2 separate regions of the Homo sapiens genome follow, and region 2 is linked to region 1. A link is an interaction called in ENCODE POLR2A ChIA-PET data of the cell type or tissue named here. Cell type or tissue: B cell. All regions are shown on one strand. Region 1 overlaps SHLD1 (shieldin complex subunit 1). Region 2 has its middle 29 kb from the start of LINC01729.

Region 1 (5,000 bases):
GCAGCCAGGCCTTCCCAGAGCTGGCTACAGGAGGAGAAGGGCTCTGTAGCCATCCAGCTGAGACCACAGAGTTTGTCCTTTCCCGTTTACTCACTGAGTGACGAATTCTTTTTTTTTTTTTTTTTGAGACAGAGTCTTGCTTTTTCACCCAGGCTGGAGTGCAGTGGTGTGATCTCGGCTCACTGCGACCTCTGCCTCCCGGGTTCAAGCAATTCTTGGGCCTCAACCTCCCAAGTAGCTGGGATTACAGGTGTGTGCCACCATGCCCAGCTAATTTTATAGTTTTAGTAGAGAAGAGGTTTCACCATGTTGGCCAGACTGGTCTGAAACTGCTGACCTCAGGTGATCCACCCGCCTTGGCCTCCCAAAGTGCTGGGATTACAGCACTTGAGCCACAACGCCCAGCCAATTCTTGACACTCACTTTAAACCCCTGATACGCTGTGGCACTGTGCTTGTCCGAGCTGGTTCTTCCTGAGTGCACACTTTCCCCTAGCCATGGCTGGCCTGCCCCACGCTTGGGGAGAACCTCTTCCAGAAAGCCTCCTGCCCCTTCTGGGCTCTTCTGTCTTGACTCACTGTGTTAACAAGGTATGTGTCTGTGTTTGGGTCACTCCAAACTAGGAGGGAAGGGTCTGTGACATTCACCTTTGTGTTCCCAGTGCCTGGCACCAGGCCTGTCACATTAAATAATTGACTGACTGCATGTTTGGTCCGTAGAGGAAAATGCAAATCACCTGTAATCATATTACCCAGATAACTAGTGAAATTAATTCACTGGATATACCCTTCTAGACATTTTTCCTCCTAGCTTTATCTATCTATATTTCTTACACATACATCTTACACATGGCATTTTATTTTATATAATCTGGATCAAACCCTACTTAATGTTTTAGAACCTTTTTACATTGAATATATCATGTGTGTGTATGCACGTGGGCACATTGGCTGGGAATCAAGCCCAGGTCAACTGCTTGGAAGGCGGCTATGCTCACCACATTTAACGTATCATGGACAGTTCTTCTCATGTAATTGTTTTTTTTTTTTTTTTTGGTAAGACACAGGTCTCACTCTCGTTTGGGCTGGAGTGCATTGGCACAATCACAGCTCACTGCAGCCTTGACCTCCCAGGCTCAAGTGATCCTCCCAACTCTGCCTCCTGAGTAGCTGGGACTATAGGCACATGCCACCATACTTGGCTAATTTTTAAAATTTTTTGTAAAAATTGGGTCTTGCTATGTTGCCCAGGCTGGTCTTCAACTCCTGGGCTCAAGAGATGCTTCTGCCTCGGCCCCGCAAAGTGCTGGAATTACAGGCGTGAGCCACTGCACCCAGCCTTATCAAATATTCTTGTAGGCCTTGAGTTATGGTGCTGTGTGGTATTTCATTGAGAGAGTGCTCTCTGATTGAACCATTCCCTTTTCTGACATGCAGTTTATTTTCCAGCTGAAATTATTAATGTTTCTTCTCTGCTGAGAGCAATTCTTTCTCATGATGAAGAAAACAGGGTAAACAAATACTGAGTTAAAGACCATCAATAGCAGGGGAAAGTACAGCAGTCCTGCCTTACCCTTGAGGTGGACTACGGACCCCCCAGGGGATACCCGAAATGGCAGATGGTACTGAACCCAATATGTACTACGTTTTTTCCTATGCATATATACATACCTATGATAAAGGTTAATTTATAAATTAGGCACAGTAGGAGATGAACAACAAAACTAATAATAGAACAGTTATTAAAATATACTGTAATATAAGTTATGTGAATGTGGTCTCTCTCTCAAAATATCTTATTGTACTATAGTCACCCTTCTTTTTGTGGTGATGTGAGATGATGAAATGCCTACGTGGCTGAGCACTGTGGCTCACACCTGTAATCCCAGCACTTTGGGAGGCTGAGACGGGTGGATCATCTGAGGTCAGGGGTTCGAGACCAGCCTGGCCAACATGGCAAAACTCCGTCTCTACTAAAAATACAAAAATTAGCCAGGTGTGGTGGCACATGCCTGTAATCCCAGCTGCTTGGGAGGCTGAGGCAGGAGAATCGCTTGAACCCAGGAGGCGGAGGTTGCAGTGAGCCGAGATTGTGCCATTGCACTCCAGCCTGGGCAACAAGAGTGAAACTCCTTCTCAAAAAAAAAAAAAAAAAAAAAAGGAATTACCTATGTGATGAGATGAAGAGAGGTGAATGGCGCAGGCACTGTTAGTGTTCGGCTACTATTGACTTTCTGAGGTTACATCAGAAGGAGGATCCTCTGCTTCAGGCAATACTGGATCATTGAGCCATGAAGATCTCAATGCTTGGGGATCCTTGATAGTGTTTTTTGATGAAAACTTTTGGAAGAACATTCTAATCAGAGGTTGTTGCCTTTCTCTAACTCAAAAGTGTTGCTGCGAAGTTGTAGGCGATTTTAAGCTGCATTCCATCTGAGGATCATATGCCATAATTTTGTGCTTTAATGTCAGTGCAGTTTGAAACACTTCAGCAAATTTTAGTAATGTCCACATGGCTGGTTCTGGTTTAGTTTTTTCTTCATCTTCCTCTTCCTCTGTGGAGGACATGAAAGTTCTTCCAGTTCCTCATTTGCTAACACTTCTCAAAGGCCTTCAGTATGTCCTTCTATTTCATCAAGCATATCAGCAAATCCTTCTCCATCAACTTGTCTTGTTGCATGGATGATTTTCCTAATTCATCTATCAATTTCAGGCAAGCCTTTAAAATCATTCACAACTTCCACTCCATCAGTCCTTCCAGCAGGCATTTGGTTTGTGGTTTAATTCATCCATTGCAACTTGATGAGTGCTATTGCATCAGCAATAGTGAATGATTTCCAGCACTACATTATTTCCAGTTTAGGGTCTGCATCCATTGCTGTTGAATGTGATCAAATACCAGGCAGATGTATGTGGCCTTGAGAAAATGAATGATGTCCTAGTCAAGCGGCTGAAGCAAAAGGTTGTATTTGCAGGTAAAAATACAACCTCAGCATTTTCATTTTCATGGCAAACAGATTCAGGATGGTTAGGTACATTATCTATTATTAATAGGTCCTTAAATTCCAGCCCTTCCTCTTTCAAATATTTTTTCACTTCTGGGAACCATTGATACATTGGTGGAACCACTCTATAAACAAGACAGCTGTCACCCATACTTTCTGATTATATGGCTAGAACACAAGCATAAATAATTTTTGGTTTTGCTTTTGAGAGCACATGGGTTCTTTGCTCTGTACACTATGCTTAGCTTTATCATATGCCCTGCAGCGTTGCCACAGAGTACCAGAGTTAATCTGGTACTTTCCAGTCTTTTCATGCTTTATGCCCTGGTGCTTCCTTTGCACTTTTATGAATGTAGGTTCTATTGGTCATCTTCTTCCAGAAGAGGCCAGTTTTATTGCAATTGAAGACTTGCTGTGTATGGTATCTTTTCTCCTTAATCTACTTCTTCAAGTCTGCTAAAAATGTTGCAGCAGCTTCTTCACTGGCAAATGCAACCTTTTTAGTAATTTTTATGCTTTTCAGCCCAAACCTATTCTTGAATCTGTGTAACTGTCCCTTACTTGCAGTAAATGGCTTGGTGTCACTTGTTTCAGGGGATCCTTGCTGATGTCTTTGTGTAGGTTCTGTGCTTTCTGGTACAACACACTGCTATCAGAACACCTTTCTGTTCATATCTTCCACGCACAAATGTAAGGCCTTTTTCATCTTAACTAAGCACTTATGTACTGTGGCCATAACTCCATAACTTTTTTTTTTTTTTGAGACAGAGTCTTGCTCTGTAGCCCAGGCTGGAGTGCAGTGGTGCAATCTCGGCTCACTACAACCTCCGTGTGGCTATAACTTTTGCAGTTTGAGGTGTGTCAGCAAGACTAACATGAATTTCTTTTTCCTTCTTCACAATTTCACGGATAGAAGATTCATTGTTACAGTAGATCTTAGTAGCCTAGGCATATGATTTTTTTCTTTGCTTATTGAGTTGAGAACTTTTACCTTTTTTTTTTTTTTTTTTTTTTTTTTTTGAGATGGAGGTTTGCTCTTGTTGCCCAGGCTGGAGTGCAATAGCACGGTCTCCGCTCACTGCAACCTCCGCTTCGCAAGTTCAAGGGATTCTCTTGCCTCTGACTCCCAAGTAGCTGGGATTACAGGCACCCACCACCAAGCCTGGCTAAATTTTTGTATTTGTAGTAGAGACAGGGTTTCACCATGTTGGCCAGGCTGGTCTTGAACTCCTGACCTCAGGTGATCCACCCACCTCAGCCTCCCAAAGTGCTGGGATTACAGGTATGAGCCAGTGTGCCTGGCCAACTTTTACCTTTTTGCCTAAAGAAAGTATTTTGTGGCCTATCTTTGGCATATCTGACTTGCTGGCATCACTACTCTTGTGTTTTGGGGCCATTAATAAGTAAAATAAGGGTTACTTGAACACAAGCACTGTGATACCACAACAGTCCATCTGGTAACTGAAAAGGCTACTGAATGACTAAGGGGCAGGTAGCATGTACAGTTCAGATACGCTGGACAGGGGTAATTAATGTCCCAGGTGGGATGGAGTGGGACAGCATGAGATTTCATTACAATACTCAGAATGGTGCACAATTTGAAATTTATGAATTGTTTATTTCTGGAGTTTTCCATGTAATATTTTTGAACCACAGTTGGGTGAGATCAACTGAAACTGCAGAGAGCAAAATCGCACATAAGGGGGGACTACTGTAAATCATTCTGATTTCACTGTTGTTTGACCTTTAAAATTTTTTGGGTGGGTATGGTGGCTCACACCTATAATCCCATCACTTTGGGAGGCTGAGGTGGGAGGATTGCTTGAGCCCAGGAGTTCAAGACCAGCCTGGGCAACTTAGTGAGACCTGATCTCTACAAAAATAAAAATAAAAATAAAAAACAAATAAAATTCTTCAAGCTCTGTCTCCAATGAAGGATCCTGCTATGTGGTGCCTTTTGTACTGAATTGTTTTCTTTTTTCCATGGCAGGACTAT
Region 2 (5,000 bases), 230 kb before region 1:
TTATTTATCTGATTATCTCAGGGTATCTTTTTACAATTGGCTTGTTTGAATCAGGATTAGAAAGGTCCGTAGGTTGCATTTGGTTATTGTATCTCTTAAGTCTCTTTTATTCCATAGCAGTCTTACATCTCTTTTTGTTTCAATGCCATTGCTTTTTTGGAGAGGATGAATCAATTACCTTCTAGAATATTCCGTGTTCTGAGTTTGGCTTTTTGCTCCCTATGGTGTCATCTGCATCCTATAGTACTCTGTCCCCTGTATTCCCTGTACATTGGAAAGTCAGATCTAAAGCCTTGTTCAGATTCAGCTTTCTAGGGAAGAAGAATTGATAAGAGATATTGTGCTTTTGCTATGGCTACCCATCTGGATGGCTCATTGCTATGTTTGGTGATGCTAGGGCCAAATGCTCAGCAGGTTCAGGTGTGGTGAGCCTGATCTCTTCATCATAAAGTTCCCTGTAAACCTTTCACATCGTGGTTCTAGCATCTCCTGATGATCATTATTTACATTCATTGTTTCATTCATGCCTGCAAGATGATTTTTTTTAAAAATTCTATCATTCCTTTTGCTTCTATTATAGAATTCTTCTATAAAGGAAAACTTTTCCTTATCACCGACTTGGTGTTTTTGAAATACAGCTGATGCGGGGCACAGTGGCTCATGCCTGTAATCCCAGTACTTTGGGAGGTCAAGGTGGGTGGATCGCTTTGAGTCCAGGAGTTCGAGATCAGCCTGGGCAATATGTCAAAACCCCATCTCTACAAAAAAATTACAAAAGGTAGCCAGGCCTGGTGGTGCATGCCTGTAATCCCAGTTAGTCAGGAGGCTGCGGTGGGAGGATCACCTGAGCCTGTGAAGTCAAGGCTGCAGTGAGCCATGATTGCACCACTGCACTCCAGGTTGGTCAACAGAATGCGTCCCTGAAGAAAGGAAAGAAAGAGAAGAAAGATGAAAGAAGGGAAGGGAAGGGGGAAGGAAGGAAGGAAAAAAGGGAAGGAAGGGAGAGAGAGGGAGGAAAGAAGCAAGGGAGCTAATATAGAAAGGTAGGATAAATGCTTGATTCTGTCCCTTTATTTCTCAATTGTCAAAGAACTGACCTATTCCCTGGAAAATTCTAGTGGTGACAAATGCGGGGGGTCTTGCTGTTGCTTCATTTTGTAATTTTGTCATTATGATATGTTTCAGTCTATTGTAAACATCTGTTTTGGTGCTAAAACTTGTCCCATCATAGGTGAGTCGGTTCTGGGTTCCTTTGACTTCATCCTATTAGTGTTTGATACCTTCCTTGCTTTCGACATGATAAGCGGTCCAGTGCTCACCTCATTCATGCCCTGCCCTAGACCTGTGAAAATCTATTTTCCTGCTGGTCCAGAGTGACTCATGTGCCATTCCACAGCCTCCCTGTTCGTTGGACTTATTTGGGTCACCGTTGCTGGCAAAGAGCTGTGGTCATTAGAAGTTGGTTTTATTAGGCCGGGCACAGTGGCTCACACCTGTAATCCCAGCACTTTGGGAGGCTGAGGCAGGTGGATCACAAGGTCAGGAGTTCAAGATCAGCCTGGCCAACATGATGAAACCCTGTCTCTACCAAAAAATACAAAAATTAGCCGGGTGTGGTGGCATGCGTCTATGATCCCAGCTACTCGGGAGGCTGAGGCAGGAGAACTGCTTGAACCCCAGAGGTGGAGGTTGCAGTGAGCTGAGATCGCGCCATTGCACTCCAACCTGGGGAACAAGAGCAAGAGCAAGACTCCATTTGAAAAAAAAAAAAAACTTGGTTTTATTGGCCATGCATGGTGACTCACGCCTGTAATCCCAGCACTTTGGGAGGCTGAGGCAGGAGGATCGCTTGAGCCCAGGAGTTCCAGACCAGACTGGGTAATATGGCAAAACTCCATCGCTACAAAAATTTTTCTAAAATCAGCTGGGCATGGTGGCATGCACCTGCAGTTGCAGCTACTTAGGAGGCTGAGGCAGGAGGATGGCTTGAGCCCCCGGCACCAAGGCTGCAGTGAACCGTGATCATGCCACTGCAGTCCAGCCTGGGTGACTGAGTGAGATCCTGTCTGAGAGAGAGAGAGAGATTGAGAGACTGATGCTCAAACAGAGATTCACACAGGTGGAGGCAGGATTCCAATGCATTGCATGTTGCGGCTGTTGAGCTTCATGAGGGGGTAACCACGTGCTCACCACTGAGCCTCCAGTGCCTAGCCATGACTTGGTGAAATTCTGTCTAGTAGGTATCTCTGCGTTATGTAAAATCATGAGCAATTCCTGTACCCCAAATAGTGCCCCACAGGGAAACTGGGAACTAAACAATACAAGCTATAGCACTTCCCTGCCCATACTTGAGCTAGTCCAGTACAGGATTCACTGCCAGAGTCACAGCAAAGGAGTCATAGCGTCTGCATTTTTGCCATCAATAGTCATTGGCTTCCTTATTTCCTAATGTTTCCCAAACTTAAAAATGATTAGTTACAAGAGGTATAAACATTTTGGGGACTCCTCTTTGAGCCAAAGTCATCTCACTAAGACTCTACCAATGTGCTAGTGGAGTTGTTGGTCCAGACTCCACACACTTTGGTGACAACCATGAAATGCTTTCAGAGGGGAAGGTGGGTGGCACGCACCTGTAGTCCCAGCTAGGCATGGTGGCATGCGCCGTAGTCCCAGCTACTTGCGGGGCTGAGGTGGGAGGACTGTCCAACACATGGACATTGGGGAATCTTCCAAGACGCACCTACAAATTCCCAGAAGGGACCAGCTGGGAATTTATGTGCCATGTGCATCTCTGGGATATTTCCTAAAAGAAGAGAGGCTGAGGCATGGTGCACAAATTCTGTATCTCTGGCAGAGTCCTCCACATGAAACTGCCTTTGCAAAATTAGACAGAGAAATCTAACATAGCTGACTTCATCCTTCCTCTAACCTCCAAGCTGTTCTTGGTCATTTCTGGGCATAAGCCAGACTAACTTTGGGAGACATTTAGTTTATAGTTTAACCTTAGACTACCATAGCCCTTCCCAAAACTAAATCACCTTTGTAAAACTAATGAAAGGCCGCAAGGTTAGGAGAATGAGAAGGGCCCGAATTCTGCTAGGATGGAGGCGTAAAGGAAAAACAGCCATTGTTCCGGAGGTCACAAGATTTGCAACTTCCCCAATCTCTCTTGTAGATAACATCACTATTGTAGAACCTAAGATTGGTCTTTTGAGGTGTCTATTCAGACTTCTGCACTTCTGACAATTGGCTAACTCCACCCAGACTCATGACTCATGACTAAGCAGTCCTCTGGGACCCCCACTCAGAGGCAAACCATTTTCCATGCCCCTGTGATAGCATCCCCAACCAATTAGTAGCATTCCCTAGTCCCCTGCCCACCAAACTATACTTGAAAACCGCTAAACTCAAAGCCTTCACAGGGATCAGTTTGAGTAATAACTCCATCTCCTGTGTGGTGGTGGGTCTTGCATCAATTAAACTCTTCACTGTAATGCCATGGTCTCAGTGAATTGATTTTGTCTGTGCAATGGGGAGGACAAGCCCATCAGGCAATTACAGAAACATGCTGGGAGCCTAGGCACCTCTGCGTCTGCTATCCACATGGCCACTTCCTTCTAACACCAAGCCTGGGATATCTTCATCACACTCATTCCCCAAACCTTGGCCCTTTTCTCATGGAACAACCTTGCTGAAAGTCAGTGGAGACAGACTCTCACTACTATCTCAACTAGAGACACTAGTTGACACAAGAAACTGTGCTTCTAAAGATCACTTATAAAGTTGGTTTCTAGGAACTTGGAGACCATTTACCCATTGGGTATGTTTTTTTTTTTTTTTTTTTTTTTTTTCCTGAGATGGAGTCTCACTGTATTGCTCAGGCTGGAGTGCAGTGGCATGATCTTGGCTCACTACAACATCTGCCTCCCAGGTTCAAGAGGTTCTCCTGTCTCAGCTTCCCGAGTAGCTGGGATTACAGGCATGTGCCACCACGCCTGGCTAATTTTGTATTTTAGTAGAGATGTTGACCAGACTGGTCTCAAACTCCTGACCTCAAGTCATCCACCCACCTTGGCTTCCCAAAGTGCTGAGATTACGGGTGTGAGCCACCAGGCCTGGCCTTCATCATGACTTTAATTTGCATTTCCTTAATGGCTAATGATGTTAAATGTCTTATCATGTGTTTGATATTCTTATATCATCTTTAATATGACATATCCTCATATCTTTTGCTCATTTTTAAACTGAATTTTCATTTTTTTTTCTTGGTTGTTGTTTTATGACAAGGTCTTGCTCTGTCACCCAGGCTGAAGTGCAGTGGCACAATCACAGCTCACTACAGCCTTGAACTCCTGGGCTCAAGTGATCCTCCCACTCAGCAGTAGTTGGAACTACAGGCATCACTGCACCTGGCTATTAACGTTGAATTTTCAGAGTTCGTTGTCAGAGATTTGTTTTGCAAATTTATCTCTCACTTTGTAAACTTGTCTTTTTATTCTTTTTTTTTTGAGACGGTGTTGCTCTGTTGCCCAGACTGGAGTGCATGGGCACAATCTCGGCTCATTGTAGCCTCAACCTTCAGGGCTGAAGTGATCCTCCCACCTCAGCCTCCTGAGTAGATGGGACTACAGGCATGTGCCATCACACCTAGCTAATTTTTGTATTTTTTGTAGAGATGAGGTTTCACCCTGTTGTGCAGGCTGGTCTTGAACTCCTGGACTCAAGCAATCTGCCCACCTCAGCCTCCCAAAGTGCTGGGATTACAGGCGTGAGCTACTATGCCTGGCCCTTTTTGTCCTTTTAATGGGTCTTTCATGGAGCAACAGTTTTACATTTTTACAAAGTCCAGTTTATTGATTTTTAAATTTTATGAATGGTACTTTTGGTGTCATGTCTGAGAGTTCTTTACCAAGCCCTAGGTCCTGAAGATTTTCTCCTACATTATCTTTTTTTTTTGGAGACAGGGTCTTGCTCTGTTACCCAGGCTGGAATGCAGTGGC

What was found. Peaks named below come from ENCODE experiments on the same cell type or tissue, not always from the same donor. Only the 100,000 strongest peaks of a DNase experiment are listed, where the experiment ranks them.
Region 2: POLR2A ChIA-PET joins it to region 1 with 5 read pairs; 7 of 35 experiments call an interaction of 5 or more read pairs at or near these places.

The regions. Positions count from the first base shown.
Region 1 is chr20:5,767,868-5,772,867 of GRCh38, forward strand. SHLD1 (shieldin complex subunit 1) reads left to right here. Exons shown (of 3, transcript NM_152504.4): 2 at 4,995-5,000. The coding sequence starts at 4,999. Among named protein-coding and RNA genes, the nearest start is that of SHLD1, 20 kb to the left of the region's middle. In B cell, no CTCF peak of the experiment used is centred here; DNase peaks (open chromatin) are centred at 2,534 and 3,284; H3K4me3 peaks cover 1,538 bases; H3K27ac peaks cover 4,545 bases.
Region 2 is chr20:5,536,680-5,541,679 of GRCh38, forward strand. No RefSeq gene overlaps it. Among named protein-coding and RNA genes, the nearest start is that of LINC01729, 29 kb to the left of the region's middle. RefSeq lists an enhancer at 4,416-4,685. In B cell, no CTCF peak of the experiment used is centred here; no DNase peak of the experiment used is centred here.